2 separate regions of the Homo sapiens genome follow, and region 1 is linked to region 2. The links are chromatin contacts, found by POLR2A ChIA-PET in ENCODE. All regions are on one chromosome and are shown on one strand. Each heading gives the region's core, a stretch centred on a gene start or an enhancer-like site at or near the end of the contact. The rest is flanking DNA. Distances are from core to core; before and after follow the strand shown.

The links. ChIA-PET counts read pairs that join two places held with the same protein, here RNA polymerase II (POLR2A).
Region 1: POLR2A ChIA-PET joins it to region 2 with 12 read pairs in AG04450. The contact joins the enhancer-like site here to the promoter of SH3D19-AS1 in region 2. POLR2A ChIA-PET finds 5 or more read pairs at or near these places in 2 of 52 experiments (AG04450 and common myeloid progenitor, CD34-positive).

Annotation. Positions count from the first base shown.
Region 1 is chr4:151,673,605-151,677,683 of GRCh38, forward strand. All of the region lies in intron 11 of GATB (glutamyl-tRNA amidotransferase subunit B), which reads right to left. LOC107986197 (a long non-coding RNA gene) reads left to right here. Exons shown (of 2, transcript XR_001741447.3): 1 at 1-2,956; 2 at 3,696-4,079. Among named protein-coding and RNA genes, the nearest start is that of GATB, 85 kb to the right of the region's middle. Within about 2 kb of position 1,628, at least 5 of the 41 ENCODE cell types and tissues checked have a DNase peak (open chromatin) inside an H3K27ac peak, as active enhancers do.
Region 2 is chr4:151,121,689-151,125,651 of GRCh38, forward strand. It overlaps SH3D19-AS1 (SH3D19 antisense RNA 1), which reads left to right and starts at 2,522. Exons shown (of 2, transcript XR_001741442.2): 1 at 2,522-2,561. It overlaps SH3D19 (SH3 domain containing 19), which reads right to left. Exons shown (of 20, transcript NM_001378122.1): 20 at 1-519. The coding sequence ends at 403.

The sequences.
Region 1 (4,079 bases), core at 378-2,877, 550 kb after region 2:
GCTAATGTTTGGGGCATTTTTTTTTTACTTAAAAAATGACAACAACAAATCCCCAAATTCATCAAACCTGAGAAAAAGGAAACCATTTTCAAGGAAGGCTATTTCCTAGGGTAGCTGTTTTCCTCATTTCTCTTGTCTTCTAGCGAAAGCCAGAATTGGGAGCCGGGAGGAGGGCTTCCTCTGTTGGTCTCCCACCGGTGCCACCTCCGTCCAGTCCACAGTCATGACTGAACACCCAACTTTCCCTGTTACCTTGGTGGCCGAGAACGGGCCAACCAGGAGCCATTCCTCCTGGAAAAACAGAGCTCTTCCATAATTAGCACGAACAGCAAAGCAAATAAAAGGGAGATGCTCTGAGTCTCAGCAGGGCTCAAAGTCTTCCCCAGTCTGATTCAAAAACAAACCACAAATACTTATCACTGCTGGGACAGGCACTGCGCCTTCAGCCTGGTGCCTCAGAACGTGCGCTGTGACTGTGGCCAAGGAGGTGTGCTTGGCAGGTCCTGGGTAAGCTCCCTACAGGGCACCCCTCTGCCGCTGCCCGACTGCTCAGGAAAAGCCTGGCCCTACTCTTAGAAAAATACAGAATGCACGTGCCTCCAACTCAATTCAGCAGATATGTACGTGGCCTGACAATGAGGAAACCATTGGGAGAAAGGGGGCACAGAAGCGGGAAGAAACTTCCTCACTCTCAACATGCTTATCAGTGGAGTGCTGCCAGCAGAAGCACTGGGGACCTGGATGGCGTTCCATGGAGCTGCCCTGTAAGTCGGAGGAGTCCATCTGCCCCCTTTCTCTGACACGTTTATTTTTTGAACTAGGACTTAAATTTTAAAAATCATTTTCTAATAATAAAAGTTAATACACATTCACTGCAGAAAATATAAGGAAATACAGGAGAGATCAAAAGAGATCACCGGAATTCCCATTTTCTCAAGAAAACCAATGTTAATATTTTGGTGTTTTTTCTTCCCATCTTTTTCTTTCTGTTTTGTAACATACTTGGGATCATAACGTATATTCAGTTTGTGTCCTGCTTTCTTTCATTTAGCACAGAAGTACTTTCTTAATAAAAAGATCTAGCTAGTATCCATCAGATGTATTTATCATAATTTATCCCCTCCTCGTAGATATCTAGACTTTGACCAGTGTTGATTTTGTTCATCTGCACAGACTCCCAAAAAAGCTCCTAGCTGAAAACCTGGCTCAAAACAGAAACCACCTGTAAGGACTTGCTCGTGAAAAATCTACGCAGCAGTTCCCTCCAGGAAAACCAGGCGGACGAGCAGCCTGTGCCTGGAAGTAGGCGGGGCCCCTCCTGGGTCTGCGTCTGCAGACACAGACCAGGGAGCGATTTCTCAGCGCCTGTGGTAGCTGCTGCGGTGGGAAGCACACGGCAGACCCTGAGCAGGCTGGCCAGTGAGCCAGCCTCTTTCTGACGGGACCCACAGCTCGAATGTTGGCTGGATTTGCCTGGGCCAAAATAAGCGGAAGAGTGGCAGAGTGCTTGGGGATCACTTCCAATCACACCATTCAGAAGGAGAAGCAGTGCACCTCTAGGACAGATGCCTTCAAACGAAGAGGCTGGCTGCTCCCCGAGAAGGAGGGCCAGGCGGGGTGGTACCAAGCAGTGCCGCTAGAGAAACATCATTCAGCAGCCTCCTGGAACACATGGGAGCCCGGTGGCTGAAATGTCCTTTCCTCCCAGAGTTAGAATACATAATGTTAGTTAACTCCACAAATTAGTGCAGTGGCCATGACAGTCGAGGCCCCCAGTCCCCAGTCCCCTAGGCTTATACAACAGACGCCGGTTGTCCCATCCTTTGCTCAATCCTATTTAAGACGAGGATTGTGCACTCCTGGCTGGAGTCCAGGAGGGTGGGAGCCACTGGGTGGTAGTGGAGCGGCCCTGTCTCCAGGCCAGACTCTCCTGCTCCTGGCCCTCTTGACGCTCACAGAGTGGCCTCTGTGGCTGCCGAGCCCTGTGCTGCAGCATAAATCCTCAGCTTTTGTCTGTGTTTAATCCCACCCTGAGAAGTGATATCCAAGTGCAACTGTTTCCAGCCAGGAGCGCAGCTCCCAGGCCCTGCTGCTGCCTACCCAAGACAAACAGATGTAACAAGGAATTTCTAGCACAGTGCTGGTCCTCTGTGTTAATAAATGGCCGACCAGGAGTACTGGGTAATGCAAGCTGGGAACTCCCCATCACACACAGACACTGGAGCCGGCTCTGACACATGGGGCAGAGACTCGGCCTTTGGTTCCCTGAGGACTGAATTTACACACCCTCTTAGTTGCCACCCAACTGTTTCTAGCTAAAGCTATTTTTGAAGTATCCTGAAGGAAAGCACACAAGACTCTAGCCTCTCCCTGCCTGTCCTGGGTTTCCAAGGTCAGGATATGGTGGAAAGACCTGTTCAAGGGACATGGCATGGAGGGAGCTGTCACAGTTACAGAGAAGGGAGCCCCCTTTTTGGTCAAAGGCAAGTATTGTGAAAGGTTACTTTTCTAGAAAGGCACAAACATCAACCCAAGCCCCTAATAAAGCGGGGCCCAGTAAACTGTGCAGATAACTGAAGCACTAAAGAGAGAAAAAGACATCTAGTCATTTGTAATACAGCTTTGGTGCATGATATATAACATTTTGTACATTAAAAGGTTTTTGGCGATTTCTCTTTAAAGCAGACCACAAAGTAGACAAGAGATTGGTTATTATGGAACACTTGTGTGTTAAACGCGATTTCCATCTCTGCGGCACCCAATTCCAGAAACGTTAACTGGACAATCCTCAGGGGATGGTGGATCATCTGCATCTGTTTCCAGACGTGCATGAAGGATCTCCTTCGTACACCTACACAACCCATGCGATTTCCCTTGAACCATGACTAACCAGCTGTCTGGACGACATCCAGGGCGAGTCACAAGAGGCTTGGGAATCCTGGGAGGCTGTTTTCAGGTTAGCTGTAACTCTGACAGTTTGGGAGTCTGATGTGTCCAAGCTGACCCTGTCTTTAGTGAGGGGAGGAGACGGGGTGCCACCTGCCACTTCAATACACAGCCTGGGTCTTGTGAGGGGCACACGGGGTGCTTTTGTCTACAGTTCCCAGGAGATAACTGCTCATGATGATATATAATTTCCCAGCTTCTATTTCTGATTCTGAAGAACAAGGCTGCTTTGTGGCAGCAACCTCTTAACTCCCCTGGCTCTGGGGTGCTGAAGGGATGAGGTTTGTAAATGTCGGGAGCACTGGCAGGACACCTGGGAGGAGGGTGCAGTGAAAGGCAGAAGGAATGAAGATAATGCACAAGGAAGTGGGTGAGAGACAGGCAGAGAAAGGCAGATTCATAACCAATTAGAGCACAAAGTGGGAGGTTCTTTGGAATTCGGAATTCTGCTCTCAGGACATGATTCTTCTTTCTGTGTGTCTGTCATCCCTAGGAGTCAGTCACTCAGTCACCTTTCTTCCTTATCCCCTGGTCATCTATCTAATCACTTATTGGAGCCTCTTCCAGTTCTGCCAGAGGCAACACCAATAACCAGTAGGATCAGAGAGTCTCTGTTCTGGCTCACAGCTTTCTAAAACCCAAGCCATGCTTGGACTCTTCTATTAAATTTGGAAAAAAATATCTGTAACACATTTTTCTTTTTTAAAAAAGTACACTATAAAAATAAGATACAAAAATATTCTCAACAGATTATGGAAATGCAAATCAAATCCTCCCTGATACGACTTCACACCCACTAGGACGGCTATAGAATCAAAAAGATGGACAATAACAAGTGCTGGTGAGGACATGGAGCAACTGGAACCCTTGCACACTAACAGGTGAGACTGTAAGATGGTGCGGCCATTTTAGAATACAGTCTGGCACTTCCTCATTATATGAATGAAACACAGCATTACCATATGACCCAGAAATTCCATTCCTATAGGTATACATCCAGCCTGTGTGCAAAAACTTGTACATGAATGTTTAAGGCTGCATTATTCCTAATAGCCAAAATGTGGAAACAACTCAAATGTCCATCAACTGATGAATGGACAGACAAAATGGAATGTGTCCGTACAATGGTGAAG
Region 2 (3,963 bases), core at 1,272-3,771:
GCATGTAGAATATTAAATGTCCTCTTTTTTAACTAAAGTAAAAAAATGAAGAAGCATGGTTAATTCACTTGTGCTGATTAAAACAGATGTCCACGTGCAACTTCTGTGTGTGAGCCTCCCCATGCTGCCATGCCACCAGATGCTTTCCCTTCACCTTGCTAATCCCACTAGATGTTTTCCTCGGTAGAATCCTAGCTCATGGGTTTCCATGTGCATGTTTCTATTGTAATGAAAATTAACTACAAAATCTGAACGTTTTCTGCTTTCAGAAAATTCTAGTGTACCATGTACAGCTTAGATATTTCTTTTTCAGTTAAAAAAAATAGTGCAAAAACATATCTGATAGTCAAGGTGATAGTTCAAGTGAGTTCTTGTGCCAAGGAACACAGACAAGCTTCTCCTCTAGCTGATCTGTAGAAACTGTATGTAGTTTTTGGGAAATATTCCAGATTTTCCCATAAGTTCTCCACTCATCCAGTCATCATCTACAGATTCCAGCTCTGTTATTATATCTCCAGCCTGTAAGACAAAAGGAGTTAGAATTACTGGTTTCTGTTGAGAATAAGCATGGTAAATAGTGGCCTACCTAGGGCAGCATGAATAATCTTCTCTGTATAACTCATTTATCTTGATTGTTGAGAATTAAATGACAACAATGATCTATACCTAATGATGCCATTTGCTTGTAAGCCTCTATCCCTTAAATCTCATTCCTTTGCCACTGCCACCCTTGCTGCACTTTGATTTTCCCTCTTATACTTTGTGCCTCTCAAATTCACCACTCCTAATCTAAAATCCCTCTTGAACAAATAATACCAGTTATCACACACACACACACACACACACACACGATTATTTATTGAGTACCCACTATGTGTCAGACACTGTTCTGAGCACAATTAATATTCCCTCATTCTACAACGGGAAGGCAAATAAACTGGCAGAAGAGGACAGAAAGCATGGGATTGCCAACTCATTAGGGCCATCAAGGGAGGGCCTCACTGAAGGTGTCATATAGGCAAAGATTTGGAGATGAGAAAGTGAGTCATGTGCTTCCTGTATGCCTTGTCTTATTCTGTGTACTTCACAGGAACTAACTCTTATGTAAACACCACCAAAGTCCTAGAGATGAGTACTATGTTATCCTCATTTTAGAGACTTTTTTTTTTTTTTTTTTTTTTGAGACGGAGTCTCGCTCTGTCACCCAGGCTGGAGTGCAATGGTGCAATCTCGGCTCACTGCAACCTCTGCCTCCCGGGTTCAAACAATTCTCCTGCCTTAGCCTCCCGAGCAGCTGGGGTTACAGGTGCCTGCCACCACGTCCAGCTATTTTTTGTATTTTTAGTAGAGACAGGGTTTCACCATGTTGGCCAGGCTGGTCTCAAACTCCTGACCTTGTGATCCGCCCACCTTGGCCTCACAAAGTGTTGGGGTTACAGGCGTGAGCCACTGCCCCTGGCTGAGATATATTTTTATAGATTTCCTTATTTTAGTGAAAAAGAAACCAAAACTCAGATAGACTACATAACTTGCCAGTGTCGCATGTCTAGTTAGTGGTAGAACCAGGATTCAAATCTAGTGCAATTCCTGGGCTTATATTCCTAACCACTAGGCTATGTGGCCGCCAGATTTTACAATGGACCTTTTTACTTAGAAAGGCTTTTACTGTAATTGCCTTTTATCAACACCCAGAGCATTTTGCACTCTACATTTATTCTTGCACATAATGGCATTTCTCCTCTACCATCTGGTTTATCACATTCCTCCTATGGCCCCAGTATCTTTTGTTTTTGAGACAAAGTCTCGCTCTGTGGCCCAGGCTGGAGTGCAGTGGCACGATCTCGGCTCACTGCAACCTCTGCCTCCCAGGTTCAAGTGATTCTCCTGCCATGGCCTCAATATCAAATTTGCATTTTTTTCCCATCTTAAAGAGCTTCACCTTGACTCAGGACACTGTTTTATCTTCATCAGGTTAGTCAAAGGGGCTGTGTGTCTTATTCATGTGCAAATTAGAATTCCTTCAGCAGATGAAGACATAACTATTTTGTTCTTTATAGTTTCTAAACATTTCTTAGAATCTGTGTTTAAGATGCTACAATGGTCCCAGATGACTCTGGCTACTGTTAAGACTACCTTTATTGGGCTAAATGAATTTATTTGTAGCCCTAGTACATTACCCTCTGGAAAAAAAAATGGCTTGATTTAAGGCTTTTCTTTATGGAAAATGAAAAGGAAACATGCAATCAGATGTTATTAATTTACTCTGCTCTGCTAAAATCTGTAAAAATTCTGGCAATTCAAAGTTTTTGTTATAAATAAGTTCCTTCTGGTTCCTAAATTATAATTTAATAGTTAACTGAAGCTATTTTATTTAGGTCTGGTCCAAACCTACATACCATGTCAGTTTCCTGAGGGCTAGGACTATTTTTTTTTTTTAGATGGAGTTTTGCTCTTGTTGCCCCGGCTGGAGTGCAATGGCAAGATCTCGGCTCACTGCAACCTCCGCCTCCCAGGTTCAAGAGATTCTCCTGCCTCAGCCTCCTGAGTAGCTGGGACTACAGGTATGCACCACCACACCTGGCTAATTTTGTATTTTTTAGCAGAGACAGGGTTTCTCCATGTTGGTCAGGCTGGTCTTGAACTCCCGACCTCAGGTGATCCACTCACCTTGGCCTCCCAAAGTGCTGGGATTACAGCCGTGAGCCACTGCACCCAGCCAGGCTAGGGCTATTTTCAAAAATTAGTTTTGGCCGGGTGCAGTGGCTCACTCCTGTAATCCTAACACTTTGGGAGGCCAAGGCAGGTGGATTTTCTGAGCTCAGGAGTTCAAGACCAGCCCGGCAACACAGTGAAACCCTGTCTCTACTAAAATACAAAAAATTAGCTGGGCATGGTGGCATGCACCTGTAGTCCCAGCTACTCAGGAGGCTGAGGCGGGAGAATTGCTGGAATCCAGGAGGCGGAGGTTGCAGTGAGCCGAGATCGCGCCGCTGACTGCACTCCAGCCTGGGCAGCAGAACAAGACTCCTTCTCTAAAAAAAAAAAAATTAGTTTTATCTATTAACATTCTGTGGATATTTAATAAAACTGAAAGCAGTGCAGAATCCCTTAACAACAACAATAACAACAACAATTCTAACAATTCTAGAACTATCTTATGGACAACCATTTGTAAAATGAAATGAAGATAACCTGTTTTCTGGAGGATACTGTGCATTCTGTTATTTATACTCACATAGTTTAAATGAAGACCAAAATAACATCCAAGAAGTTTGAATTCAGATTCTTCACTTGCAGTAAGTTTATGTAAAGATAAACGGGATACATTTTGAGCCACTGACTCTCAAGGACTAAGGCAACAGTTTTCTTTCTTTCTTTCTTTCTTTTTTAAATTTTGTTTTAAAGACCAAGATGTTAAAGGAAAAAAAGGGAACTGATAGAAGGTTACGAGTTTTTAATTTTGCATAGCTTACAGCATAAGAAATACCTATCATTTATGGCTGGGTGTGGTGACTTATGCCTGTAACCCAGCTCTTTGGGAGGTTGGGGCGGATGGATCGCCTTGAGCTCATGAGTTTGAGACCAGCCTGGGTGAGACCCAGTCTCTACAAAGAATACCAAAAATTAGCCAGGCATTGGTGGCTCACACCTGTAGTCCCAGCTACTCAGGGAGCTGAGGGGTGGAGAATCGCTTGAGCCCAGGAAGCTGAGGCTGCACAGTGAACTGAGATTGTGTCACTGCACCTCAGCCTGGGCAACAGAGTGAGACCCTGTCTCAGAAACAAAACAAAACAAAACAAAACCAAAAAAAAAAAAAAAGAAAGAAAGAAAGAAAGGAAGGAAAGGAAAGAAGGGAAAGAAAGGAAAGAAAGAAAGAGAGAGAGGCCGGGCATGGTGGCTCACACCTGTAACCCCAGCACTTTTGGAGGCTGAGGCAGGCAGATCACGAGGTCAGGAGTTTGA